Regions from separate parts of the Mus musculus genome. Here regions 1, 2, 4, 5, 6 and 7 are each linked to region 3. The links are chromatin loops, found by intact Hi-C in ENCODE. Cell type or tissue: heart. All regions are shown on one strand. Region 1 has its middle 8.4 kb from the start of AI197445. Region 2 holds the start of Gm32090 (a long non-coding RNA gene). Region 3 holds the start of Zswim6 (zinc finger SWIM-type containing 6). Region 4 overlaps Zswim6 (zinc finger SWIM-type containing 6). Region 5 has its middle 11 kb from the start of Gm32186. Region 6 overlaps Ndufaf2 (NADH:ubiquinone oxidoreductase complex assembly factor 2). Region 7 overlaps Gm32090 (a long non-coding RNA gene).

Evidence for each region. A loop is a pair of places that touch in the nucleus more often than their neighbours do. Peaks named below come from ENCODE experiments on the same cell type or tissue, not always from the same donor. Only the 100,000 strongest peaks of a DNase experiment are listed, where the experiment ranks them.
Region 1: a loop joins it to region 3, with 3 times the contacts of the local background. A loop is called at or near these places in 15 of 42 quality-filtered maps.
Region 2: a loop joins it to region 3, with 2.4 times the contacts of the local background. A loop is called at or near these places in 4 of 42 quality-filtered maps.
Region 4: it touches region 3 in a loop (4-fold over the local background); 13 of 42 quality-filtered maps call a loop at or near these places.
Region 5: it touches region 3 in a loop (9-fold over the local background); 5 of 42 quality-filtered maps call a loop at or near these places.
Region 6: it touches region 3 in a loop (6-fold over the local background); 15 of 42 quality-filtered maps call a loop at or near these places.
Region 7: it touches region 3 in a loop (2.1-fold over the local background); 4 of 42 quality-filtered maps call a loop at or near these places.

The regions. Positions count from the first base shown.
Region 1 is chr13:107,459,402-107,463,401 of GRCm38, reverse strand. No RefSeq gene overlaps it. Among named protein-coding and RNA genes, the nearest start is that of AI197445, 8.4 kb to the left of the region's middle. In heart, a CTCF peak has its summit at 2,139; no DNase peak of the experiment used is centred here; H3K4me3 peaks cover 412 bases.
Region 2 is chr13:107,610,858-107,614,857 of GRCm38, reverse strand. It overlaps Gm32090 (a long non-coding RNA gene), which reads left to right and starts at 2,009. Exons shown (of 3, transcript XR_003950574.1): 1 at 2,009-2,774. In heart, no CTCF peak of the experiment used is centred here; no DNase peak of the experiment used is centred here.
Region 3 is chr13:107,888,537-107,892,536 of GRCm38, reverse strand. Zswim6 (zinc finger SWIM-type containing 6) reads left to right here and starts at 2,473. Exons shown (of 18, transcript NM_145456.3): 1 at 2,473-2,933; 2 at 2,935-2,943; 3 at 2,946-2,951; 4 at 2,954-2,956; 5 at 2,959-3,140. The coding sequence starts at 2,488. In heart, CTCF peaks have their summits at 1,315, 2,054 and 3,834; DNase peaks (open chromatin) are centred at 856, 1,226, 2,396 and 3,346; H3K4me3 peaks cover 3,965 bases; H3K27ac peaks cover 3,232 bases.
Region 4 is chr13:107,829,585-107,833,584 of GRCm38, reverse strand. All of the region lies in intron 5 of Zswim6 (zinc finger SWIM-type containing 6), which reads left to right. Among named protein-coding and RNA genes, the nearest start is that of Zswim6, 58 kb to the left of the region's middle. In heart, no CTCF peak of the experiment used is centred here; a DNase peak (open chromatin) is centred at 2,194; H3K4me3 peaks cover 758 bases.
Region 5 is chr13:107,672,845-107,676,844 of GRCm38, reverse strand. No RefSeq gene overlaps it. Among named protein-coding and RNA genes, the nearest start is that of Gm32186, 11 kb to the right of the region's middle. In heart, a CTCF peak has its summit at 1,620 (motif pointing left); a DNase peak (open chromatin) is centred at 244; H3K4me3 peaks cover 264 bases; H3K27ac peaks cover 1,008 bases.
Region 6 is chr13:108,150,155-108,154,154 of GRCm38, reverse strand. The region is part of intron 1 of Ndufaf2 (NADH:ubiquinone oxidoreductase complex assembly factor 2); the gene reads left to right. Among named protein-coding and RNA genes, the nearest start is that of Ndufaf2, 6.5 kb to the left of the region's middle. In heart, CTCF peaks have their summits at 959 (motif pointing right) and 2,185 (motif pointing left); no DNase peak of the experiment used is centred here.
Region 7 is chr13:107,605,618-107,609,617 of GRCm38, reverse strand. Gm32090 (a long non-coding RNA gene) reads left to right here. Exons shown (of 3, transcript XR_003950574.1): 2 at 1,172-1,365; 3 at 3,334-4,000. Among named protein-coding and RNA genes, the nearest start is that of Gm32090, 5.2 kb to the left of the region's middle. In heart, no CTCF peak of the experiment used is centred here; a DNase peak (open chromatin) is centred at 2,087.

The DNA of each region.
Region 1 (4,000 bases), 430 kb after region 3:
CAACATCCCAGAGGACAAAGTGCCATGGCACTTACACATACTGACCACTTTGGGCCAACAGAAACAGGAATTATGTTTCGGATGAAAAACAAACACGAAAGAATGCAGTGAGCATAAAGACTTTATATATAAGCATTCTAGAAGAAAGTTCTAGACCAACCTTGGAGCAATAGCTTGTGTCTTAGGTAGGGTTTCTATTGTTGTGATAAAATACCAAAAGCAACTTGTGGAGGGAAGTGTTCATTTAATCTTACATTTCCAGGTAACAACAGTCGCTCACGGAGGGAAGTCGGGACAGGAACCTGGAGGCAGGAACTGATGCAGAGGTCCTGGACGGGTGCTGCTTCCTGGCTTGCTCCTCATGGATTGTCCAGCCTGCTTTCTCATACAGTTCAGGACCATCTGCTAACAAATGGTACCACCCACAGCGGGCTGCCTCTCCTGCATCGGTCACTAACTGAGCCCTCACAGGCTTGCCTGCAGGTCTAACTTAGGCAGATATTTTCATAACTGAAGTGCCTTTCTCTCAGACGACTCTAGCTTATGTCAAGTTGACAAAATACTAGCCAGCATGGCTTGCTGGGTACAACATGCAGCACAGGTTACTATATTAAATTGGCAGGAGAGAGAGAAAAAAAAACAGTTAAGATCAAAGGCTCTGTGGTGCGAGACCTCATCTCTCATCACCTGGGGGCCTCTGATGGAGGCTCCAGATTCATAATGTCATCTTGACAGGTTGGGATGCTTTCACGTGGGACACGGCTAAGGAGTTGAGGTCTATGTACAAGAGGCTGGGTGCTGATCCAATCTGGGATTCTTACAAAGTCCCAGGTATTTGAAGGTATTAGATGAAATTATAGGGAAGTAGGGTTCTGATTTTGAGGATTTGAACTAACTATCCTGATTTCCTGAGACACCAAGGAACCCGAGAGAACCTAACTTCTTCATGGATGTATTTTAGTGACTAATTGTTGTTAAATACCTATCAAGCAACATGCATCATGTAAAATCTATTCCATCCATTTAATCCTTAAACCAGTTCTGTGGAGGTGGGATGTGGGAGGGATTCTTATAGTGAGAAAACTGACTCTCAGAAAGGCTCATGACCTTGTCCCAAAGTAAAGGTAACATAGTCAATATAAATAAATAAAAAATAAATAAATAAAAAGGCAGGCATTATAAATTGTTCAGGTTATCAAGCCCCAGGTGAATTTTCATGTGGCAGAGAAGCATTCTATTTCCGGCCCTCCCTTCCCTTCAAAAGTTGGGTGTCTGTCTTTAGCTTGTCAAGTCACTGAACCTTGACAACAACGAAGGGGAATTTTAATGTTCCAAGAAGATTTCAGTAGATCTGGCCCTGTTTCTGCGAGTAAATTGGAGATGAAGGTTGAACGTGGTATGGTATGGGAAGAGCTGTATCTTGTAGGTGTATCCACATTTGGAGCCGTTTCCTTCTGCACTAGAGCTATTCTGCCAAAGATAAAGAATGAGTGATTGGGAGTTCACAGGACTCTGCATCTGCAGGAGTATTTATTCCTGCCTCATAAGAATCAATATGAGGCTGTGCCGACAATTACACTCCGTGAGCAAGGATGTTAAAATCTTCCTCGTTTTGCCTCTCACACCGTGTATAATAACGCTGTCTGATGTTTGTCCTAGGCTTCGTGTTTAAAGCTCTCTTGTTATTTTCACAGAGGACAACTTTGAGGAATGCATGTTTTTCCTATCAGCCCAGGAGCACCAAATCACCTCACAGGCTCACTCCCCCCTCCCCTAACATGTGGTAAATTCCTTGTATTTAAATGCAAGAAAGACATTGGCACCTTCACTTTAAAATGAGAGAATGCTACAGAATGCCAAACAGAGCTACAGTTTCCTGACTTCTGACCCTGTGGTTTTTTTTCTCTCTTCCTTTCTTTTTTTCCCTCTGCATGACTCAGACAGGCGCTTGGAAACCTAGAGATAAAAGGCCCTGTTACACGTGCAAAATATGACTATTATTGCCTCCTTTAATAAGGCTTCTTGCCAATTTTTTAAATGACTGGAGTCTGTTTGCTAATTATGACTCCATCGTCTCTGCATTCATTTTCTTTCCCTGAAGGAGACTAGTCTGAACGAAGAGGGAAAGCGCTAGAAAGTGTGTTTGCTGCCATCTATGGGAGGTCTCTGGGCTACCACCTCAGAGGATCAGGAAACTTCAATTACAGAAGCCGCTCCTATACACAGCGCCAATGCACTGAAGCCAGGGATCCAATTGAGCCTTAGAACTGAACCACAGCGTGCGCACGTCACACACACACACACACACACACACACACACACACACACACACACACACACAGAGAGAGAGAGAGAGAGAGAGAGAGAGAGAGAGAGAGAACACTCATGTACTGCAGCAGCAGACTTGAACCGAGTCCCCATGTAAAAACACCACTGTATAACCACTGCTTGAAGTTTTACACAAATATAAATTGATATTTCCACTTCATGGATGGAGAGAACACAATTTTTTGTGTGTTTGGGCTCTCCTAATAATTAGGGGCTTCCAAGAGCATCTTTAAACAGTCTGCTAGAGAGCTAAGAATTTATTTGAGTACTCTGAAAATTCCAAAGTCAAGAACCAGGAAATTGTGACCATTCCTGAGTAATAATAATAATTAATAATTATTAATAATATAATGACCAACAAAGTATTTTCATGAAGTTGGCTCATGACTCAAACTTCCTAGAATTTTATAGCAAACTCTACTGCTTTAGCATCAGAAACTCTTATTATCAGAAGCTGCAAATTGCAAAGGGAGCCAGAGGTTTGACAAGATGCATGCACAGGGCGTTCATCCCACATGTTAACTTAAGTTTGGGAGAAGGACCCTTGTCTGCACTGAAGCTGGCTGATTAGAAGTGCAATGGCTGCTGTATGGCTGGAATGTCCAGAGCCAAATTATCTTGGGTTATCTTAGCTCCCTAAAAAGCCACTTATTGACCACCTCTGTGTGTGACCTAATATCTGTGAGTATTAGGTAAATACTTTTGTAATATATGAGCAGGCCCTTAGCTCCTACCACCCCAAAAGGTCAGGATGTCTTCAGATAGCATCTGAGGCCTGAAACAAACAGGCTTCTCACTCTTATAATTCAAAGTGTGCTGATTTGTGGCTATCTTTGTTGTGCCCATGAAAACCCACATAAAACCATTACCATGTTAGAACATGGAATCCAGGGAAACCTAAGTCTATGTATCTGGGCCATGCTCACTCATATGTGGATCCAGAATAAACTGCCTCTTGTTCCCTAGGGTAAGAGCTGCATTTTTATGTCAACACACCTCATTCAGGAAACAAAACAAAACAAAAAGAAAAAAGAAACTACAAATCAAACATGAATGAGTTAAGGAAAAGTTACTGGAAAAAATATTTGCAAAACATACAGTGTGTGAAGGACTTGTGCTCAGTGCATAAGTCATTCTTAAGTGAAATAATAAGAAAATGAACAACCAAGCTGAAAGTTCAGGGAAAGATCTGAATAGCTACTACTCTGTGCTGGCTTCAATAAGAATGGCACTTAGTCTCTTGTATTTGAAATTCTTAGTCACCAGGTAGTGGAACTGTTTGAAAAGATTAGGAGGATCAGGAGGCGTGGCCATGTTGGGGAAAGTGCATTTCTGGGTCTGGGCTTTGGGGTTTCAAAAGCCCACACCATAGGCAGTGTCTGTTTCTCTCTGCCTGTGTTTCAGGATGTAGCTCTCAATGATTTCTACAGTACCATCCCTGCTGCCATGCTCCCTCACCATGATGATAAGTCTCTGAAACTGCAAGCCAACCTCCAATTAAAATAATTACAGCGTTGTTATGGTCATGGTGTCTCTTCACAGCAATAGAACAATGACTAAAGGCACAACCCAAGGTCACGGGTAACAAAGAAATGTAAAGGACGATCAGTGTTTTCAGGGAAATTTAAAGGATTAATGAGATGCTGTGTTTGTATCAGGAGGACTAAAATCC
Region 2 (4,000 bases), 280 kb after region 3:
TCCCTAGAACAATCAAGGTGTGAAAATGGCCTTAACTAAATTAGCAGAGGCACCAGTGTCCTAATTTGAGTTGGAGTTTTAGTGAGGTTTTACATTTGAGTGACATGGGAAGGCAGTGGATACGTCTCCAAGCATCCAGTGAGGACTTCCTGGCTTATTAGAATTTCTCTTGTGGTAACATCAGGCACAGTGGTGGGTGCCGGCAGAAGGTGGAGATGGAAGAAAGATCTTTGTCCTTTGGTTTGATTGTGTGTCTTTGAGGACTAACAGTCCCTTTTCCCTGGGCCTTAAGAGTAAGTTGTGAGGTTAATCTGAGACAGTGTTGTACATCTTTCAGCCACTTGGCAGAGTACAGAATTCTTGTATCCAGATGGTTCCATGAATGTAGCTGTGGACACAGGCAGAAGGAAGCAATAGGACCTGGAGTCCAGGCCTATACAATGTGGGTTCTGTAAAACTTTCCACTGAGAATGTCAGAGAACACCAAGAAACTTACTTTTGTCTTTTAAAGTCTTGGGTTTTCTACATTTCCGTTTTGGTAGATGTAAAGGTTTTGTCTTTTACGGTCGATTTTAATGCTAAGTGTGGGTCCCCAGCCCCTGTGACCCTGTCCCCCCAAGTTATTTCTGATTGGTAAATAAAGATGCAGAAAGCCAATATCTGGGCAGAAGAGACATAGGCAGGGCTTAGGGTTCCAAAGCTTAGTGCTAGAGGAGAAGCATGGAAGAGGAGGAGGAAGAAGAGGAAGAGAGAGAAACTGCATTGGTTAGGTGAGCCATAAGTATGTCACCCTGAGGCCTGGCTGTTGGAGTTAAGAGCAGCCCAGATGAAACATAGAAAATAGTGAACAATAACTCAGGGTTCTAACAGCATGGAGGGCAGGCAGCTGCCCAGCTATTGTGCTGCTTAAGGCTTACTGTAAATATCAAGGCTATGAGTGTGCTTTTTAAATCAAGGAACTTAAATGGTTTAAGGCAGGATAGAATCCGTGGGCTGGGACTTAAATACTTATAACAGGTAGACTATTTGAAAGGAGGGAAATGCCAGTCTGTTTGTAGTATTTAAAAATAAATAAAGTGTTGGAAATGTGAGCTCAGTTACTTCCTTGCTTCTCTGTTGCATGTACATTAGGAAACAGAGCCATACACTACTGGTTTAGAATGCTGTGAAAAGCATGGTTTAAGTGCTGAGTATTTGAGCTTAGGTAGATAGAGGAAGGAAGCAAACCACAAGGGAGTTGAGAAAATGAGGACAATCAAAGTGGAAAAGGTGGGAAGAAGAGAGTCTTGGGGACACGGGAAATAGGTTTGGTGGAATTGATGGGGTTCACAGGAGAAATGGTTGTGTTTAGAGAGTGCAGTGATTGGAATATGCTTGACCCAGGGATTGGCACTATTAGGAGGTGTGGCCTTGATGGAGGAAGTGTGTCACTGTGGGGGTGGGCTTTGAGACCCTTCTCCTAACCACGTAGGAGCCAGTCTTCTCCTGTTTGTCTTTGGAACAAGATGTAGAACTCTCAGCTCCTTCTGCCCCATGCCTGCCTGGAAGCTGCCCTGCTTCCTGCCTCGATGATAATGAACTGAACTTCTGAAACTGTAAGCCAGCCCCAATGAAATACTGTCCTTTATAAGAGTTGCCTTGGTCATGGTATCTCTTCACAGCAATGGAAACCCCAAGACAGAGAGCAAAGGAGAAAAAAAACAGAGATTGTTTCAGGTGGGGGGTGGGGTGGGGTGGGATCCTAGGTGATTTCCCAGGTTGGCATGTGTGGGACTGTGAAAGGTAGCCTGTTTTCTGGTCGACCTAGGTTTAAACCCTGGAGATCCAGCAAATTAATCTGCAAGGGACAGAAGGTTTGTTTGCCATGTTCCCAGACATAGACTCCTAACACAAGGCCCCAGATCCATAATTCTGTGACCATCAGTCATGTAGGCTGTTGGAACTCCACCCCCACAGTTACCTGGCAATAGCCAGGTATGCTCCTCCCCACAGTTACCTGGCAACAACAAGGTAGCCCAGCCCACTATAAAAGGGGCTGCTTGGCCCCTCCTCTCTCTCTTAAGATCTTGTTCTCTTTTTCTCATCTCTCACCCTCCTCACCCTCCTCTCTCTCCCTCTCCCTCCCCCCTCTCTCCCCGTGGCCATGGCCAGCCTCTATTTCTCGACCTTTCTCTCTCTCTCTCTCTCTCTCTCTCTCTCTCTCTCTCTCTCTCTCTCTCTCTCTCTGTTTTCTACAATAAAGCTTTAAAACCACAGACTGCCTCCTTTCATCTAGACTTGTTGTGCTGGAGCCATGGAATAGGCTTTCTCCTAAAGAGCCACGTATAATCTCCTGCAGGAAGGCCTCCCAGCATTTCCAGCTGCTAGACCGGACCAAGGACTCTTGCCTGCATGGGAGCCAGCCAGTGCCTTCTTACCCTGTCCCTTCTCTCTTCGGTCCCAGGGCTGATTGAGCTGCCCCCGGGACTTCCACTTTGTTCTCAGTTCTTCTGAGACATCCAGCAGTGTCTGAGATGTCCGAAACTGATAACCTGTCATCTCTGGCCTCCGTGAGGACCAGGAACCCCAGAGCTGGATCTTCCACTGTACCCAGTGGTCTGTGGTGGCCCAGATTTAGAGCTGAAAGTGCACCTTCCCCACCCCCCAGGAGCGGGGTCTAGCGGGCCCAAAGCCCATCCCACGGTGATTCTGTAGGGTCCTGCGGCAGTCTCCCGTGTCTGCCTGTCCAGTCTCCCCATGTCCGGCACCCGGAAGGCATGGAGTCAGGAGAGCTGGTAAGAGAAGAAGAGGGCAAAGGTGTTGCGTGTGCTGTCCGTATGGACATTGAATGTGATGGCAAGATCTGAGACACAGAAGAGAGTGGTCCATTCACACATGGGCAGTGATGTGGAGTGCTGAAGACAGGAAAGAAGATGATTAGGAGAGAGAAGTGGAAGAGAAATGGTCTCTTGGAGGACAAGGAGGTTATAGATCGTGTCTTTAAAGGTCATGGGATGGTGAGGTACACTCTGTGTGGAACATGGATGGGACAGGTCGTACCCTGGTTAGAATGATGCTACCCTGGAAGCAGGAACAGAATGGGACTTGCTGTCCCACCAAGGTAGAGGGAGTTGCTTGCCATAGAATGAGGTTGGTGAAGGTGTTGAGAAAGTCCTTGGAGTAAGGGCTCCATGGAACATGCATCAGAGAAGATGAAGGCAGACTTGGAGGAGAGGAAACAGCAAGGGATGTTCATCCCTGAGCCATCTTCTACCACTGTGGATGCTCCGCTGTCAAATGCTCTACTTAGGAGGCCTTTGTGAATAAAGCATCTTTATAAAAAACAAATGTGTGAAAGGCTGTCATTCAAAAATACTAAATCAGCTCTCTTTTGACATGGACAACGACAACCATAAATCGCCATAGACTATCCATTGGAAGACATACAACCTTTTCTTTAGTTTCTTTCCCCAAGTGATTTCTTTGGGTTTTCAGGGTGACTGTTCAGGAATAAAGGTAAGGGACTATTTTGGGAAATAGAACATGCCACCTCCCATGCCACCTCCACCTACCCCGCCCATGCCAGGTTCCTCCTTCTCCTTCTCCTTACGAACTGCATAATAGTCTGTATTCTGTCTATCACAGCTGTGGTGGGAGGAAGGGTACCCGTGACCCCTTCTACCTCAGCTGATATCATACCTTTTCCACCTGGCCACAAGTATGTGCTCAGACATCAGCTAGCTCTGATATCAAGGTGTCCTAATTCTCTTTGACGAAGCTACTGCAAGCACTTTGAATGTGTTGCTAAACAATTGATTAATTGTTGTTGTTGCTAGTTGGACTACGTGAGTCTAAAGCTGGAGAGCCCTGGCCAAGCCCAGACACTTCCCAGGAAGATGCATTTTTGATGAGGAGATGGATTCACACTGGGTGCTTCTGAGACCGCCTCTCTTTCTTCTTTCAGCATCACTCTGAGCCCTGTCTCCTCCTGCATGTCCGTCTGTACCACCTGACATTGTCA
Region 3 (4,000 bases):
AACCCAAGAATGGGGGGAACCACTCAAAAGAAGAGTGGGCAGTGTTTGAGACCCCAGGGAGATCAAGTAGGGTTAGATCATCTTCAGTGGCCTTGGGCTTTCTTTGAATTAGAAAATGAAGCTGGATTGCCCCAGGGCTAGGGGGTATAGTTCAGCCCAAGAGCATTGACGCTGGAGGGCCTATGTTCCATTCCCAGAAAAAACTTAACAAAAAATGACTGGATCCCTCCAGGGAAGGTCCATGTCTTAGATCCAGCCTCTTTTAGTTCATTGCGATATCAAATTCTTTAAATGTTAGCCCCCTCTAAAGGTATGTATTTTCCGGTAACGGAAATTAATCCCTCCCACCAACACCGCATCTGACCCTGAATGAGTCATTAATTCTGTCCGAGGACATCAGTTCTGTCCTTTTTAACTTTCTAATTCAGAGACCCGTGTACACGGGTGGAAATGTTCAGCGACCTGTACTGCACACGCTTTTGTCGTGACTTTTTGAGGACAGACTAGGGCTCACCCTTCTTTCTGCTCCGATACTCTAAGTTTTAAAGTCTCTTAAAATTATTTCTTAAAGAGATATAGATATTAAACAACCGGAGGAAAGGGACTTCCTCTTCCGCTTGCCCATAAAGCTCTTCCAGTTTTCTGTCCGGCTTTTTCCTAGGCACCGAGGAGGTGCCTAGAAAAATACTGGATGAATATACAAAAACATGTCACCAAAATTTTCCTAACAAGCAGCTATGGAAAGTCTGCCAGCGTCCTGTCTCCAGGGACTTCTAGCCTGGGGCTCCCGATGCCCGACATGGATCACGTCCAATGTCTCGGGCGGCCTTCGCTTTGAGTGGGCAATTTTCTTTACAACGCCGACGCGCGTAGTTGCTTTAAATTCAGACCAGGTAGGCAGTGGGGAGTAGCCAATATGCGAAAGTGTCAGAGGAGCTAGGGCTTATCTCCAACAATAGGACAGTATCTCTAACACTGTTTACAGTAAAAACAGAAGGTGGAGCAAGAAGTCAGAGTGTCTAACGTGGTCATTAAGCCTGCGGCTTGGCTGAGATCTAACCAAGCTCTGCAGAGTGCGAAGAACAATGTCCGCAGGGTTCCCGGTTCAGACGGGGACTCGTTTCTCCGCCTCCGCTGGCGCCCGGGCACCGTCTCCCAGCGCTGCTCGCTCTCCTGCTGCCCTGCAGCGGGGAGGACCCGCCGGTCGGGCGCCGCCAATGCTGCAGGGAGCGCAGCGCGCGTCCGGAGCGCCAAGGACTCCAGGTCTCAGCCCCGCCGCAGATTCCAGAGCGCCCGCGGCTGTTGTCCGCCACCGGGCGGCCGTGAGCGACAACCGTCTCGCGTTGGAGAGTTTGCGCGATCCTCTCTGCCCGTGTGTGCGCTCTAAGTGAGCGGCCCGACCCCCTGGGTCTGCAGCAGGTCGCGGCAGAGGGCGACTGGGGCTCTGGGGTGAAGCCGGGCGGGCCGGCTTCTTGGCCCGAAGGACTGAAAGAGTGCGAGGGCGGGGCGGGGCAGGGCGGCGCGGCCGGCTCGGGACGCGCGTCCAGCGGCTGCGGGGCAGCATCCGAGCGCTGCGCGTGTCCGGGCGCTCGATCGACTCGGCTCCCTGGCGTGTCACCGGGCCGGAGCGAACCCGGGGCTCAGGGCTGGGTGCGCTGCAGTTACGCGGGGCAGCCGCGCCCCTTCCCCACCTGGGTCGGCGAAAAGTGAAGTGGAAAACAGTGGCTGAGCTCAGCCCTCCTCCCTTTCCCCCCTGCGCCGCAGCCACGGCCGAGGGTGGGGGAAGTTCGCTTCGCCGGGTTGGAAGGAAAGCAGGCGGCCTGGGCCGCGCCTCCCCCGCCTTCCTCTCGGCCGCGTCCCCGGGGCTTCACGCAGCATTTCTTTGTTTTGAAAGCGCCTCCTCCGCCCAGAGGCTTTTCCCCGCGGGGCCGGCTGACTGGGGGGTGGGGCATCGAGCAGTCGGCCCGCCCTCCATTTAGTCCGGAACCCTCCCCCCTCCCCGCCCCGCGGCGACCCACGAGGAGCGTCCACGCTCGGCGGACATCAAAAGGAGGCAGGGCGCTGGAGGGCTAAGTTGAGTAGACAGGGGGCGCAGAGACCCACCCACCCTTCCCCTTGGCAGACGGCCCGACCCCTCCCGCGGAAACCCCGCCTGAGCCCCGCCTCCCGCGTCACAGCAGCCTGACATTCTCACAGCCCACCGGGCACCCAACCCGGGTGCCCCCGCCACCCCCGTGTCCACGGAGCGCTCTATTTATGTTTCAGCCCAGTGATTTGCATAGGCCCCGCCCCCTCCCCTAGGTTCTCCCTATCGGCGCTCCTCCTCGGCGATGTCGTCACGGCCTAGGCCACACCTCCCGTGCCCCTACAAGGAGCGGCGGGCCCTAGATGGCAGCGTGGCGTCGCCACGGCGTGTGCGTGTCGCGCTTCCTTGTGCCGTTTATAGGGTCCCGGCACTTCCGCTGTCGGGTTAGAAGCGGCGCGGTCATGGCGGAGCGCGGACAGCAGCCTCCTCCCGCGAAACGGCTCTGCTGCCGGCCGGGCGGCGGCGGCGGCGGCGGCGGCGGTGGTGGGGGCAGCAGCGGCGGCGGCGCGGGTGGCGGCTACAGCTCTGCCTGTCGGCCCGGCCCGCGGGCGGGCGGTGCGGCGGCGGCGGCGGCGTGCGGGGGCGGCGCGGCACTGGGGCTGCTGCCGCCGGGCAAGACCCAAAGCCCCGAGTCTCTGCTGGACATCGCAGCGCGCAGGGTGGCGGAGAAGTGGCCGTTCCAGCGCGTGGAGGAGCGCTTCGAGCGCATCCCGGAGCCGGTGCAGCGCCGCATCGTCTACTGGTCCTTTCCCCGCAGTGAGCGGGAGATCTGCATGTACTCGTCCTTCAACACCGGCGGCGGCTCCGCGGGCGGCCCCGGCGACGACAGCGGCGGCGGCGGCGGGCGGCAGCACGGGCGCGGCGCGGCGGCGCGGCGGCTCCTCATCCTCGCCGGCCGCCACCTCAGCCGCCGCCGCCGCCGTCGCCGCGGGCACCGGGACCCCGTCGGTGGGGGCGGCCAGCGCTGCGGACGGCGGCGACGAGACGCGGCTGCCCTTCCGCCGGGGTATCGCGCTGCTGGAGAGTGGCTGCGTAGACAACGTCCTGCAAGTCGGTGAGTCACGGGGCTGCCGCGGGCCGTCGGTCCTTCGGTCTGTCCTCCTGTCCCTCGGGGGTGGGGGAGGGCAGGGTCTCCCCTCCGATCCCCTGGGCCGCCTCGGGTCGGGCGCGCGCGGTGCAGCAGCGGGCGACTCGGACGGTCCCCGGAGCGGAGCGCCCATTTCCTCCCGCTGGTCCCCGCCCCCGTCTCCCCGGACGGGCTAGCGCGAGTGGGAAATGAATCAGCAAGGACGCGCCCCTCGGTGGCGGGGTGGTGGGTGTCGGCGTCCCGGTCGTCTGTCCGGCAGGCTGAGTGCGGGTGTGCGGGGCGGGCGTGGACAAAGGCGCGGGTGGCCGCGGGGCTCGGGCTGGGGCGTGCGGCGCGGGGGAGGGGGCGCGGGCCGCAGACAATGCCGACCGGGGCGCTCGCTCTGCACTGCCCGGCTCGCGTCCTTTCTTCTGGCGCTGCTCCGCGCCCCGCGGTCCGAGGTGGGGTGGTGGCGATCCCTTCAACCCCGCTCGGCCACCGCTCCGCTCGGGGCTCCGACGGCCGGCCGGCTAGCCGGCCGGCCCCTCGTACTCAGGCTGCTTTAAGGTGTCTGCAACGAGCTCCGCGGCGTCCGCGTCCGGGTCCCCGAGCCACCCCGGCCGGCAGTGACGGCCGGCCGGGCCGCTGAGGGGCGCCGCTCTCGCTTCTCCGTCCCGTGAGGCACCCCGCCGCCCGACTTCTGCCTGAGCCCGGGGTTCGGGCGCGGTGCTGAGGGAGCGGGCAGCACCGCCGACGCTGTGACCCGCGGCCGGCGTCCGCACCGAGGGGCCCCGCGGCCCCTGCGCCCCTGCGCTGCTGCGCGCCCCGCACCTCCCGGCAGTTTGTTC
Region 4 (4,000 bases), 59 kb after region 3:
GTATGTACTCAGTTACACGTGTACTTATGATATCTGTCAATATGTTTTACATAAGTGTTCAGGTAGGAGCTTCAGAGGGACCTGGCATAGTAATTAATTACTAAGAGATATCATAAGAATGAGAAAACTTAGTTGACAGGACTAGTTTATCCTCATTCCTTGTTTATTTAAAAAATTTTAGATTTACGTATTTTATGTGTGTGTTTGTGTGAATTTATGTGTTCCACCTACATGTGTGGGGCCTGTAGAGCCAGGAGAGGGTACTGGGCTCTCTAGAATTGGGCTTATGGACGAGTGTGAGCTGCCATGTGGGTTCTGGAAATCGAAATGGGTCCAGTGTAAGAGCAGGGAATACTCTTAACTGCTGAGCCATCTGGCCAATCTCTGCATTATTTTTTTCTCTTTAAAAAAAAAAATCCCTAAAGAATATATTGAAAGGCATAGTATGTGTCTTAGTTAAGGGTTTTATTGCTTTGAAGCAACACCATTACCACAAGAACTCTTACAAAAGAAAACATTTAATAGGGGCTGGCTTACAGTTCAGAGATTTAGTCCATCATTGTCACAGTGGGAAGTCCACCCCTGTGACACACTTCCTCCAACAACCACAAGACTATAACAAGGCCACATGTTCAGTAATGTCACTTCTTATGAGTTTATGGGCCACTTTCACTCAGACCACCCCAGTATGACACGATGGCTCAGCAGGAGAAGACAACTGCCACCAAGTCTAATGGCTTGAGTTGGATCCCTAGGATGCATATGGTGGACACACATGGGGAAAACCAATTCTCTGAGGATGTCTTCTGACCTGTACATGTATGCTGTGCACACACACTCATGTATATGTAAAATTTTTTGAAGATTTATTCAGGTCTTTTATGTATATTTGTGTGTGCCTAAGTATATGTATGTCTAGGTGCCTGGAAGGTCAGAAGAGGGTGTCAGATCCCCTGCGGTTGGAGTTTTAGGCAGTTGTGAGCCTGTATTGTGGGTACCGAGAACAAAACCTCGATCCCCTTCCAAGAGCTCAGGTGCGCTTAGCTGCTGAGCCACCTCTTCAGCCTGTTGAAAAACAAAAACAAAATAAAAATGAATTTTAAGTAAAGCAACTACACATTAGGAAGACTGAAAGACCAATAGAAAATTGAACAAAGGGTATGGTGGGATCGTCTACAAAGAAGCAATCTGCTCTTAAAGGGTAAACATGCCCTGCTGCATCCCAAGGATGAACAGTGTGCATTAAAGTACTGAAATCTGTTCTCCAAAAAGAATTTTGGTAACAGCGGCTGAGCAAAGACTCTGCAGTCGTGTGTCACAAAGGGAACACACAGTACAAAATGCAGAGCTCGAGAGATGCTCGAGAAGATGTGCAGCTTCAGGTAGCAGCAGCGAGAGGGTGCTAGACAGCCTCTGTGAAGGAGGTGTGCACACACTCAATGTCCAGTGCAGGTGTTGCCTGGGATCCAGTGATGCTCCATGGAGGTGTTGTAATTAAAGATGGTTTAATGTAGTCCAGGCTGACCTTAAACTTGCTGTCTAGCTGTGGAGTTAGTCCCTACTGAGCACCATGCTGCCAGAGATAGGGCTGGGTAGCTATTCTGCCACTGTATGCCCTTTGCTCTGCAGTGTGACCTATTTGAAGCTACTCTATATATACACAAAAAAGTTTCTGAAAGCATAAATTATGAAGGGTCTTGAGAATATTAGAATATTTAGTGCTGCAGTGTAGCTCAGCGATAGCGTTCCCATGCATAGCCTGCTCAGGGTCCTAGTTTATTCTTCAGTATTATTATCATTAGGAAAAAAAAGGCTTAAGAATTAATAAAATGTTTTTATGCTTAAAAATTAACGTTATTTTCAGAAGCAAAATTTGGGTACTTTAGTTAGGTAGTGGGGAGCATGTGTGTTTAATTAAATTCCGTCTTCAGCAGTATTAAAAGTCAATCAGTTGTGATTTGGTGAGAACATATTACAGACTCATGGGAAGACTGAGTTGCAAGGAATGTTTTGGACCCAGAAAAGAAGGGGTTAAAGGTGAGATGCAGGTAAGAAAGGGTTAAGGGCATTATGCAAGCTGTTAAGTAAAAAGGAAGTGCATTACAAAATGCTGAGCTCAGGAGTCTGGCTGCCAGCCAAGCCCTTGCTTCCCTCACTACAGCTGAGGGCTTTCGAAGCTTCCCACCACTGGGTTTGTCTGAACTGTTTAGGAATGCGGCCGCGGTCGCCAGCTGACGTCAGCGCCACCGGTTCAGCCCCAGGCCAGAGCGGTGCTCAGACTCTGCTTGCTGGAGTGGGCGGGGAGGGGCGGGGCAGGGCGGGATCCGTAAGTGATTGACAACGAGAGGGTCGGATCGCTTTGGGTGCCGGAGAGGGTTACAGAAACCTTGGGGTGAGGGAGCAGGTTAGGAGTTTTTAATACTAAGATTGTCGATAATGATACTTTGTAGTAAAAGACAACAACTTTCTTTTTTGTAAGTTCGGTACGGCTTCTGTTTAATTTTAAACAAAACCAAATATAACTTACATATTAACTTGGATATTTCAAACTCTATTTCCCCTCTTTTGAGAAAGGAAGAGACTGTAAAGTCTTGCAGATTTTTCGGATGAAGGAACAGAAAGGTGGTTTTTGCTGGATACTGAGACCTTTGACTTTTGTTACTAAAATCCATTTTTATTTTTGACTTGGCACAGGAAAGAAATCTAAGAAGCTCTCATGCAGTGTAAAGCAGAGATCAAAAAATAGGGAAATATAAGTGAAAAAGAGTCAAATTCGAAAATATCTGCATGAAAACCATCCTGGACACGATAGCTCTGGGTTATTGAGGCTGACACATTAGCCTTTGAAGAAAAATGTTGGCTTTAACCATGATGGCATCTTTACTAGGCTTAGAGCTGTTTTTCTCTTAAATCTGTCCCTTTTCTGTGCCTGTTAACAGTTAACTTCACCGTTCACATTTGTTTTTCTTGACTTAATTAAATCATTTTGCTTAGTCATAGCTGAGAGTTTTGTTCGTCTTCTAGCTCTTGGTTAATGTGAGTGAGAATCACAAATTTATTAGCTATTTTTGTGTGTAGGGTGTTTAGGCAACTTGAGGTGTGGGTAGTGGACCTGGGACAGTCCTGGATGAAGGCTCTGAAAAGGGGTCACTGAACTTCCTGGAAAACTTCAGTGACTTGACTAGGTTAACAAAGAAAGGCTGCTTTGATTGGCTGCTGAAGTTACCTCTGCTGTTCATTTTAATTGACTGTTAAGAAACATCTTCTGGAGCTAGAGAGAGATGGCTCAGCAGTTAAGAGCACTGACTGCTCTTCCAGAGGTCCTGAGTTCAGCTCCCAGCAACCACATGGTGGCTCACAACCATCAGTAATGGGATCTGATGCCCTCTTCTGGTGTGTTTGAAGACAGCTACAGTGTACTCACATAATAAGTAAATAAGTAATTCTTTAAAAAAAAAAATCCAACTTCTTCTGCGTGATCTTGATCATTCCATTAGGCGTCGTGGTCACCCATCCTGTGAGTCACGAGGGTTTAATTATGTGAAGAGGCTTATAGACTAAGAAAAAATACACCACACAAACTTGGACTTTGCAAGTTTGGCAGAGGCAAAATGGTCAGTCACAAATTACCCAAGGGCTTCTGAGGGCAGTGCTAAACTGACAGAATTTAAGGGTGTTCTGAGTTTTTATAGCAGTATTGTAATAATTGGAGTGTTTTCTTCTCAAAGTGTGCATGTGTGTGTTTTATGGCAATATTTAGGATAAAAACATGCACTTGTATGTAACAATATAAGATGATTGTGATTGGCCATGTGAGTTTCCAGACCCCTTTTCTGCACAAAGGTCACAGTTAAAGACATCATCACTAGTTTTTTAAAAACCTGTCTTTCGGTATCTGCTTTTGGGTCAGCTAGGGTTATGATGTGTGTATGTTACCATTCTTTAAAACTTCTTTGCCGGGTGGTGGCGCACGCCTTTAATCCCAGCACTCGGGAGGCAG
Region 5 (4,000 bases), 220 kb after region 3:
ACCCTGTGTGGGGGCCTGGAGACCTCAAACCCGCTCTTGAGATTCCTTAACACTGGGGGAAATTGCAACACCGGGTTTCTCACCCCCCCCTCCTCCCCGTCCTCCCCCCCTCCCCAGCTTGTTGGGGCTGCTCAGTGGGAGGGCCTCACGCCCTCTCTGTTTTGTTTACCCCACACATTCCTGCTGCTTGGTAAGAGCCGCTGCCTGGTCTTGGGAAGCTTGCTCTGACTTCTAAGAAACAGGAAGTGATTATTTGCCCAAAGCAAACAAACTCACAAACTACAGGGTTCATGTTCAGTCCAAAGCTGGAGTCCCAGGAGGTGCTAGTGTAGGCTGAGGATGTGAGGGCCCAGCAGAGAGTCTTCCCCTTCCCACTTCCCTGCCAAGTCAGCACTGCAGTGACCAGCGGGAAGCCTGAGCTTAGCAAGCCCTGGTCTGGAGGGCTGCATCCCTGGACCAGGCAGCATCCTTTCCCAGTGAGGACCCACTTCCCATGACATCAGCAAAACTGCTTCTGTTTCTCCTGGAAGTGGAAGATCAGTTAACCTTCCTCATGCCCTGGCTTTCCTCCAGGAAGACAAAGAAAGAGAACATTTATTGGAAGCCCTTCGGAGGTCGTAACTTGAACTTGGCATCCGCCTTCCGTGGCCTGTTTCACTCTGCTCTTGCCACAGCGTCAGTGAAATAGACGCATTTGCGGGTGAGAGAGGGGACCTTTCTCAACAGAATCCCTGCAAATGCCTCTTTCTGCCCTGAAAAGGGGTTTGCCTTTATCTCTTGGACGCTGAGCATTTTTGTGCAGTATATGCAGTTCCTAGGGCTATGGGACAGAATGCCCGTATTTCAGACCCAGATCTGGCTTATGGAGAGAGAACCGTGGGAGAAGAGGGGAGTCTTGAAAGACTGTCCCAGACATGATGGCTCAGCCTTGGGGGGTCGGGGCGGGGAGGAGGAGCAGCAGGCAGGATGGGACTGACTAGAGGAGAAACGAGCAATCTCCTGGCTGGATGAAGTGAACCCGACAGTGACCTGGACACCATGTTTGAAAATGTTGGGCCACAGGGCTCCGCTTTTCTATTCATTAGCTTCTGCACTTTCGGCGCCTCTGTTTCTTCCTATTTCAAATGGCCGCTGTCATCAGTTTAGGAAAGTGTTCACAAAAAGCATGTAGGACACATAGCCTGGAACTCAGGCATGGTAGCATGCAGGCAGACTGGGAGAAACAGCCCAAATCCACATGCCTCCCCCTTCCCAACTCCTGATCCACAGCAAGACACCAGCAGATCAATTACTCACCTGATCCCCTAGCCTTCTCCTTGACAGGGGGTGTTTGTACCACCAGAGTGAGGCTCTCAGGACAAACTCTTGAAGAAAGCATTACTTATTCTAACCAGTTGGTTATTAATAAGTCAGTCTTCAATATCCTTCAATATCCTTCAATATCCACACAGGCCTTAAGAAATAAGACTGGAGGGCTGGTGAGATGGCTCAGCAGGTAAAAGCACAAATTGTTCTTCCAAAGGTCCCGAGTTCAAATCCCAAGGTCCTGAGTTCAAATTCCTGCAACCACATGGTGGCTCTCAACCACCCGTCATGAGATCTGATGCCCCCTTCTGGTGCATCTGAAGACAGCTACAGTGTACTTATATACAATAATAAATACATCTTTTAAAAAAAGAAAAAGAAATGACTGGAAAATTAAAAGGAAAAGCAAAAAGGTTTGCTTCTGCATTGTTACTTTTTGCTTTGTGTCTTGACTTCTCTAACCAGCCTGCTGCCTGCTCACCATGCTCTTCTCTGTTCTTGCTGAGGGAGTCTGATGACAGGTGACTCCCCCCCCCCCCCCCCAGACAGGGTTTCTCTATATAGCTCTGGCTGTCCTGGTCCTGGAACTCACTTTGTAGACCAGGCTGGCCTCGAACTCAGAAATCCGCCTGCCTCTGCCTCCCGAGTGCTGGCTTTAAAGGCGTGTGCCACCACGCCCAGCTGACAGGTGACTCTTGAAGGGACCCTGAGTCCCGGTTGCCCTGGCACCTCTGCTGCAGAGAGGGTCTAGCAGATGTGTGGAGTTCCCTGAGGTGGGCTTGTGCGAATGTCTGAGAAACTGGGCCATCTAGATACCCCTTCACCTCCATGTAAAGAGGTCTTTGGTGAGAAAACCAAACCAAACCAAACAGACAGATACACACCACAGGTAATGGAGAGCATGCTGGACTGCTCCTCCATGCAGACTGCTGCTGGTGCAGTGATGCTGCATCTGTGATTGACGGTGATGATGGTGTCTCCAGCTAGAACTAGTGATGCTCTGTGCTGCAACAGATGGTGACCTAAGTACAAGTACATCGATACTCTCCACTTTTGTGTTTTATAAAAAAGAAAGGGAAGCCAGGGATGTGTTTGGTAGAGGCACAGTATAGTGAGGTAGAAAGAGGGTGCCTCTGTGGGCCTGTGCTGAGACATCCCTTCCCTCTGAGGGACCAGCCATACGATGGATATAGTATGGGATAGAATTTATTTAGGACATGGGGAGGGGAGTTGAGGAAGTAGAGACAGAGAAAGGGTGTGTGTGTGTGGGGGGGGGAGAGAGTAGAGGAGGAGAGTCTGCCATGAACAGGTGGAGAGAGAGAGAGATGGGTAGGGAATGGGGAGTGAAGGGACAGAGAGAGTGAGAGAGTGGAAGAGTAGGAGAGTGAGGAGGGGGCAAACAGCTCCTTTTATTCAGTCAGGCATACCTGGTTGTTGCCAGGTAACTGTGGGGCGGAGTCTAGAAGGAATGTTAACACCCACCCTGCCTGCTTGCTCCGGGTTTTTGTATCTGACCCTTTGGCTTCCAGCTTTAACTCTTTCAGGACCTTTTCTGGAGGCAGAGTCTACTCTGCCAGTGCTGGGGTCAGCCCACAGCTGCCAAGAAGGAGAATCCTTCATCCCTGCTCAATTGCTGCCTTCATCCGCAGACAGGTAGAAGCTGGTGGCTAAAACCCCATCCCCTTTTGTCCCAGGTCTTCCTTTCACAGGTCTGCTGAACTCCTTAGAGAATGTCCTTTTGCTACCTTGGCTCATGTTTTCATCTTCCTGGGCTCATCTCTCAAATCACCTCCGTGGTTTTGTCCTCAGGAAGCTGCCATGACAAGGAAGTGGTTCTGTCTTGTAGTAGAAAAGTCTGGGGGGCTGGAGAGATGGCTCAGCGGTTAAGAGCACTGCCTGCTCTTCTGAAGCTCCTGAGTTCAAATCCCAGCAACCACATGGTGGCTCACAACCATCTGTAATGAGATCTGATGCTCTCTTCTAGTGCATCTGAAGACAGCTATGGTGTACTTATATATAATAATAAATAAACCTTAAAAAAAAAAAGAAAAAAAAGGTTGACTTCAGGATTGGCTTGATCCAGGATTCAAATGGTGCCCTTCATTCCCTGCCTACACGGCTCATTCTTGGCATCACTTCCCCCTGACTCTTCTAGATTGTTCTCCAGATTGTCAGCTGCAGGGACACAGCCACACCTGCTGTGCAAGGGGAAGAGAGAAGTAACTGCCCGATAACTGGTGGTCCTGGGGATCAGGTCTTAGGGTCCCCAGAGTCCATATTTGGACCTGGTGATAGCCTTGAAGGAATGCTAGGACCCAGCAGGTCATATGGAGGAGTGTTCATGACAACTCCTCTGTTTTGAACTGGGAAAACCTCAGACAGGTGTTGTCAAGAAACGGAGAAAGGTCCAGACAGAGCCAATAAGGGCTGCCTGCACACAACAGATGACCTCTCCACCCCATTTTCCACTGGGAGTTTGGCACCTGCAGCTTTCTCTCCCAGGTGAGGAGCCTGAGGGTCAGATGGTTATTTGTCTAGATTGCTCAGTTGGAAAGGGACAACGCGACCTGGGTACCCCGGCTTAGTCTTTATCGACTACTCTTTCTGCTGTGTTCATTGACTGAGGTACATTTCTAAGTATTATCCCTCGCCCTTTGATTGGGGACCAAACCTTGGTTCTCAGATGCAGATCTGG
Region 6 (4,000 bases), 260 kb before region 3:
CTCGGGGCTGGAGTTACCGGAGGCTGCTACAGAGCGGCTGCTACAGGTCACAGACCTATTGATGGAACTTTGATCTGTTTTCTAGCACAGCTATAAGCCTCTTTTATATATGAACCGAATAGGATTGGGGGAGATAATAGGTAGATAGAGTTCTAGTCATTTAAAATTTACACATTCATATAGGAACACACACTAGAAACACACTTTGCCATTCTCAGTGTCATCACAATACCTCCATTGTGTGAGCTTAAGTTAACCGTAGTTACCGCTCTTTCATCGAATGTTGAGTTTTAATATTTTCACAGCCACCAACTAGCTTAAATTCTCATTTCAAATGCAGGGTTATTGCCCCATTCCCCTGTGTATAACGATGAGTTTCCTGTGTGTCTGCCTGTGTATGGGGTAGGTGCTGCAAAGGCAGCTATACAATGAATTGAGGTATCATTTGGCCCTCAATTCTAAAAGTCAAAACAGAACAAAGCACATACACGGATGAAGTAGTTCAAAGAGTCTAGACTAGGCAATTCAGATACTGTTCAATAAATGAGCTAGATTAGCCTGGCAGGAATAAGTATTCCTACCAGAAATAAAAGAACCTAGCCATGGTATAGTGAACTTCCAGTGTGGTCAGACATGGACCTGCCTCTGACCTGCTGAACTGAGTTTCATTACATCATCAGACTTCTGTAGAGATACTTAGCCTTACAATTTCCCTTCAGAACCATTATCTAATTGTTCAAAACCTGCATCCTCCACTGTTGTGTGTATAGTAAAGACATATCGATTTGGAAGGCCTCACCTCAGCCAATTCACGTGTATTATTTAGAGACTAGAAATAATCACGGAGAATATGGGAAAGGAAAACAGCCACAACTGAAAGTATAGTTTCTGGTTTTTTAGTTAATAATTGGAAGGTGGTTCTAGACTCCTCCAGGTTTGAGACTAATGAAAATATTTCAGCTCTTCCAGCAGAGGGCAGCATTGTTCCAAAAATCAAGATTGACTGTCTTTCCTGCTTTGTACTTGAAAGTGATTTGAAGGAATCTCACTTCCCACACACACCCAGGAGGAATCAGAGCATTTATTTATCCAAGCAGCAGCAGCAGCAACAACAACAAAAACACATAATGAAAATAGAAGAAAAACTGGAATACACAATATGGACGGGGACAGCAGTCATACTTTGCTGTCGGTAGTTTTTCCTACAAGATTTTGTTTTTTATTGTTTCCTGAATTCCCTCAGTCATGTACAAAGTCCATGTCCTTAAGTACTAACTGTATTCTGTCACAGGAGGACAGGCCCATTGTTGGCCCTGAACATGTGTCTATCACATTTTCAACAACAAAACGTGAGGATGGCGTGTGTTGACAGTCACCCATGCCAGTCCCTTGCTGTGGCTTTAAATGAACCTAAGCAGCTGTAACAGACTCCTGGTTTCCCTACCCGGGGAGCGTGGGACCTTTGAGCTGCAATGGAAACTAATTGTGGGAGGTTGGCAATCTGGGTTGTGTCTATAGTTAAATGACATCACAAGTGTCTCCAGGAATTCGGCTGCTGGTTGTCTTTGTGTTTGAGGGTTTTGACATTTGCTTTAGCTTAGGACAGTAAGGTCAGTATTGATACTAACGATCATAGTGTAAACACTGTGTGCTAGACTCGCTTCTAAGCATTTGCCCCGAGACGCTGCATTGTGGGAGATTTCAAGAATTAAGAAAAGCAATAGTGTTGCTTCATCAGGACCACTCAGTAACAGAACCCAACCGTGTCATGTGTTTACAGAGCCCATTCTCCCTGGCATTTAAAACCAGGCAGATAACTGTTATCCTCATCTAACTCCAAAGAGCGTCAGTCCAGAAAGTCATGTCTGCTGCTGCCCGAGGCTAAGTGTAAGCTGCTTTACAAGGGACAGACTGCGATGACATTCTTTAGAAGTCACAGTTGAATGAGGACTGGTACTGAGAAATAAATACCTTCAGAGTTATGTGGTAGGCTTCATTATTCAACTGTTAGAATAATTTTTTTCTATTATAAACTTTATTCTAAATCCATTTTTACAAAATGGAGTAGAGAATATATACTGTTAAAAATAGACTGCATAAAGACATTTTAAAATAGCTTGAGTCATTTCAATCAGGCTGTCTCTACTTTAATCTTGCATTCCAGCTGGCTAATGGCTCCATCTTGTGGTCCAAATGAGAAACTGCACCCTCTGCCTAAGATGCTGGTTAAGTTTTTCCATTTTAGCTGAATATGTCACATAAAATGATTTATATTGTCTTATTTATTAGAACATAACTCTCACTTAGCATATATTAGTTGTGTCTGCATCTCTCTAGGGCTTTTCTCTGAAAACCATTTCCCCCTTTTTAGTGTGTCTTCTGTCTTCCCTTCATCAATGTTGGTTCCACTTTAAAGCCCCTTAAGGTCCAGAAGCCATTTTATAGTGCACTGCCTATGAGTAAATAAAACTCTTAGATAAGTGAAGTTAAGCTGGCCTGGACTATGCACAGTGTTTAGTAACTCTTAAAGAGTGTATGTATGAAGAGTCTTACGATGGCCGTGTGAGGAAGGAGACATTTGATGAACAGGGAGGTGTGAGACTAATTACAACTGCATGGTGACTTCTGACGTAAGAATGAGTTAAGTACTTGTCTCCCCATCAGCTTCATTGAGTGGCTTTTGCAAAATTTGTATGTAGCTATGGTTGTTCTAGTGATGTCTTGACATATGTGCATATTGTGAGTGAGTATATCAGTGTAATTATAGCACCTCACATCTTTCTAAAAACGATGTTTCAGAGATTCTACTTTATAATTTAATGTAATTTTTTTACATTTTATTTTTTCTCTGACAGTTTTATATATGAGAATTTTGTTTACATTTTCTGCCCCTCCTTTTTCTCCCTCCCTTTCCTCCATCGCCCCACCACTTTCTCATATTCATGACCTCTTAGTCTTTCATCATGATAACATATATCTAAGTGTGTATATGAGATATGATGTATGTGTGTATATAACCTGAGCTTATTTAACATCTTTCATATGTATATGTATTTAGGGCTTACTATTTGGAATTGTATAGAAAATTTGTTCTCTGAGAACTGCATATACATTTATATAATGCAATATGATATAACGCAATATGATATAATGCAATATGATATAATGCAATATGATAAGCACCCCTATTTCCATACTTCCTCTCCCTCGGGTTCTGAAATTGTATTTTTAATTAGCATATGAAGTAATGGTTACTGTGGCACTGATATGCATTGTTTCTGCTGGTGCTTCTCCTGCACTCCCCTCCTGTCCCCTTGTGTCTCTTCGCCCCTTGCTGCCCCCCTCAGGGCCCACCCTGTGCCCCTGCTTGCTGCCTCCCCCTCAGGGCCCACCCTGTGCCCCTGCTTGCTGCCTCCCCCTCAGGGCCCACCCTGTGCCCCCTGCTTGCTGCCTCCCCCTCAGTGCCCACCCTGTGCCCCCTGCACTTGTTGTTCCCTCTCAGTGCCCACCACGTGTTTTCATGTCCTACTTTCCCATCTTTTAAGACTGTTTTCCTGTCTCACGGTGCTCTCTGTAGTCGTATGTTCTGTACCCACACTTACATACATGAAAGTTAAAATCTAGGATCCTCATATGAAGGAAAACACATGGAATTTGTCTTCTGAGTCGAGGTTGCTGGGCTTAACACAGTAACCTCCAGTTCCATCCATTTTCCTGCAGATTTCATGGTTTCATGTAGCTGCTTTACAGTTGGGTAAAATTCCATTGAACAAATAGAGCACATGATCTTCATTCATTCATGTGTGTCTTCAGTCCCTCATTGATGACTACCTAGGCTGGTTCATTTCCTACCTATTGTGAATTTGGAGCAATAAACACTCATGTGCAAGTGTCTCTCTGGTATGACATACAGTCTTTGGGGACATGCCCAGAAGCGCCACCCCCTTTGTATGTTGAATAATACTGTTTTTGTTTTTTTTTTTAAGATTTATTTACTTAT
Region 7 (4,000 bases), 280 kb after region 3:
AGTGCAGTGGAAAAGCTTTGCTGTTCGACCACAAATTCTTAATTTCTGTCTCTGTTGTGCAAAGGACAACCTGTGTGATCTCAGCCGAGGTTGTAACCCTTGCTCTCCCACTTCCATCTCCCCCACATGGTGTTCCATTTCCTTGTCTTTAAAATGAGTAGACTAGACTCATTTTGAGATTCCTTCTTCTAAGAATCTATCAGGATGGTGATTCTCTTATGGCATAATTAAACACTAAAGCCTTCCAAATGGGAAGGGGTGGGGGCAGGCAGTGGAGCAGAGCAATCGGCACTGCACTAACCAGGTGCAGTCACCTGACTTTCCCTGAAGCAGCTGCTGCCTCTTGTGCTCTTGCCTGCTGCTTGTTGTCATAATGGTGGCACCCCAAGATGCGGCTGCCACAAGGGTGTGAGTGATGACATGCTTGAATCCAAGTTGGAGCCTGTGGGTGGCAGTAGAGGTGAGTCCTGCCAACCACATGCACCTGGTACCACACTTGGCATTGCTAGGTGCTCAGAGGCAGATCTTAATGATAAACATGATATTTTCCAAAAGGGAGGCAACTTCAGTAGCACAAGTTCAACAACGTAGAAGCTGTGTGTGCCTTCAACAGTCTAAGTAGCCCTGGGAAAATGGGAACCTTTCTTGCAGAAAAATTAAAACAAAACAAAAGCGGGGGGGGGGGGACGACCCACAAACAAACAAAGAAGGGAAACCACTTCAGAAAATGTGATGTGAAATTCTCAGCTTAAGCTCTCCTTTGGTGTAGGTTGTTAGCTCTTAGCTTCTGCAAAGTATGGCGACCTGTTAACACATTTCACTCATTTGATGGATAAGATGCAAAGTTAATTTCATGGTAGAGAAACACCCAAGACATTGCTTGTTTTCTGTTAATATAGAAGACGTCTTTGACATGAATATATAGGAAAGTGTGTGTGTGTGTGAGTATGTGTGTGTGTGAGTATGTGTGTGCGTATGTGCAGTGCAAACTACAAGACTGAACTCTTATTCAAGCAGGTGTTATTGTGAAACAGGAGAGCTGATAAATGCATTAAGCCCATAAATTATTTATTGATTCCGGGACAGCATACAACATGACAAGAAATGAAATATATTTGTGCAGTATGCTTGCACATGGAGAAATTGAGGGAGTGTTCTTTTATTTTCCTAGGCGGGAGCATAATGCCAGAAAGCAGTCTCTGTCTTTGAAGAAACAGAAGTACAAAGATGATCCGACAATTTGGAGGTTATAGTTTTGCAAAATTGTTTATTATTCATCGCATTTGGAAACAGGGCATCGAGAAGATAATCATCTTCTTCAGCCTGTATCTCTTTAGCATGCTTCAATTTAACTTCACCCGCTAGGTAAGACTTAATAAGATGTGTCTGTTGGCCTGCAGAAAAACCAGCTTGATAAGAGCTTTGCATGTCATAAAGCAGAGCAGAGGGCACTTGGTTGCTGGATTTTTTTTTAAATGAATAATCAGAGTCTCACTCTAGTACTGTGGAGGGTATCAACAGCCCAAGAAGCACAAAACATGCCTGAGGTCCGGCTACATTGTGGGCATAGCCATGGGAAGGTCCCCATTAAGTCTACAGCCTGTCTTTGGGTGGACTGAGGATGAGACTCTGGGGAATTGGGTCTCACCTCAACCCTGGCCAGGCAGGAAGCAATGCTGGACGGAGTTGTCGAGCTCTCTTCTTGTGGATGAGTGGTCAATTTTAAGTGGTGAATACCTTTCCACTCATGGCCCACTGTGACAACGCTAAACCAGTGAGTCTAATGTGGGAAGCTGGAGTAGCCAATTCTTGTTACTCCATTCTCTTTCAAAAACAAAACCAAATTCAATACAAAAATGTAAAATAAACTTCCAATGAAGTCTCAACAACAGGAGAAACAAAACTCCCAGCCTGTACTAATCTAGTGGCTGCTATTTTTGGCTGTGGGCAGAGTTGACCAGAGGTTCTTGGGCCATTGGTCACCATGCATAGCAGTCTGACTGGAATTTTTTTTGTGAGCCAGGAAAGGGTTGGTTATATTTGGCTTCTGGAAGGGAAGTCGGCGAGATAGACAGGCCAAGCTTTGGGTCATAGAGTCTGAGTCAACAGGAGGGGAAGCAGTTACCCCATTTCCAGTTGAGGAAGTGGGTGGAACAATATAACGAAAACCTTTGGCAGGGATCAGGTGAACACACTATACTGACAGAGGAGATTTTTCCAGTCAATGGCTGCCTTTGGCTGACCTAGCCTGGGACCAGGGCCATCGCCCACTGAGCCTGACCTGTGGGGTAGCTGTCATACCTCTGTTCTTCATTTAGCCCACAGTGTTTGATCAAGTCTTCTCCTGGCCTCGCTGTCCGTTCATTACTGATTTTTTTCATATCCTATGTTGGCGACTAGAAAATGGTTATATTGGCTTTCCTACATGCCACCCCCACCCCCCAGCTTCCATACCCCGAGGCCATTGTAAAAATCATACATGGGTTAGGTTGCCTGACTGCTTAAAGCTCTGGGTTATGGATATGTATAAAAACTATAAAATTTTCAGCTATGTTATAAAAAGAATAGCATTCAAGTCATGGTAGAAAAACAAGATTATTGTTTATGAACTTACCACTAAAATATGTATTTTTGTAAGGCTCATTGATTTATTTATAGTTGGAGGAGCCACAAAGACATACAAAACGGTTCATTAGATATTCATTATGCCTCCTTAGCCACTTTTTTTTTTTATTAGAAGTGCCCAGGGTGCCAAGGGCAAGGATGGCATTTTCAGGGACAGAATCAATGCTCCAAACTCATCAATTTTTTAGAGGCAGTTATGGTATATTGATGATTTTTTATAGAAGTGTTTTACCCCATTAAAAACCCATAACTTAAACTGTGGTACAGGCTGGGGGAATACATTAGATGAAAAAACGGTTTTGTGTAAGAGATTTCAAATTTGTCAAATCTGCATTAAAGAACTGCATTTTGAAATTGGTTCAAAGGTTGGGTGAATTCTCCAGGTGTAAATGACATTTTTTTTAAATGGATTCCTCTGAAACTGTTTCCCCAGAGTTTTCATTAGAATGCATTGAGCTCAAGTGCAACATTGCAGGATCAGCTGGTGTGGTGGAGGCAACTCTGTTACTTTCCTATTTTCTCTTTTCTGGGAAAAGGTTCAAGTTCTTCACCTATGAATTTGTGAGAGAAGATAGCCTGAAGCTTGGAACATTTATAATCATTCATTCATCCATTCATTTAGTATCCACCACTTACTTACTTGTTGAACAGTCAAGGACAAGCTGTGGTATGAAAGCTTACTCTTGTTTTTTTGTTTTTGTTTTCCAGAAGACACCCTACATAGATAAAGACAATAAATGACAGAAATGAAGGAGAAGACACTGCATCCAGGCAAGGAGAACGTGGAGACGGTGACTGGGCTGGTCAGTGGTAGTGGCAACTTTGCTTGAGAAAATGTCGTTGATGCTAAGGAGAAGTCAGCCAAGAGAACAAGTAAAAGAACCTTCTAGGAATAAGGCACCTAGGAATCTTCTAGGAACCTTCTGGGAATCTAGGTCGGGGACAATGAGCATCCTCAAGCCTTGATAATCTGCTGAACTACCTTCTTGATCAGAAACTGGTGATGGAGCTAGGAAAGGAGTGGATGGGAAGGGAAGGCAAGCCAGATCCTGACAGTGATGACTTCAGACAGCGAGCCCAGAAGAAACACATGGGAAGGGCATAACTCCACCCCCAGAAGGCGTTCATTTGCAAGAACTTTGGATTGAAACCAAGTTATCACACTCTTTGTTTAGAGCCTAAGTTGAAGCCAGGCTTGGTGCTTGAGACTCCCAACACTGATTACCTGGTGTTTGACTCTTCATCCATCTGGCTTTCGTTCCTGTTCTACCCAGCCTGCTTCTTTAGCTCCTCGCCATCCAGTCTAGCCAGACCAATCTTCTGAAGACCTTTCATTCGACAGAGAATAGACACCATCCTGTGTGTTCTCACCATT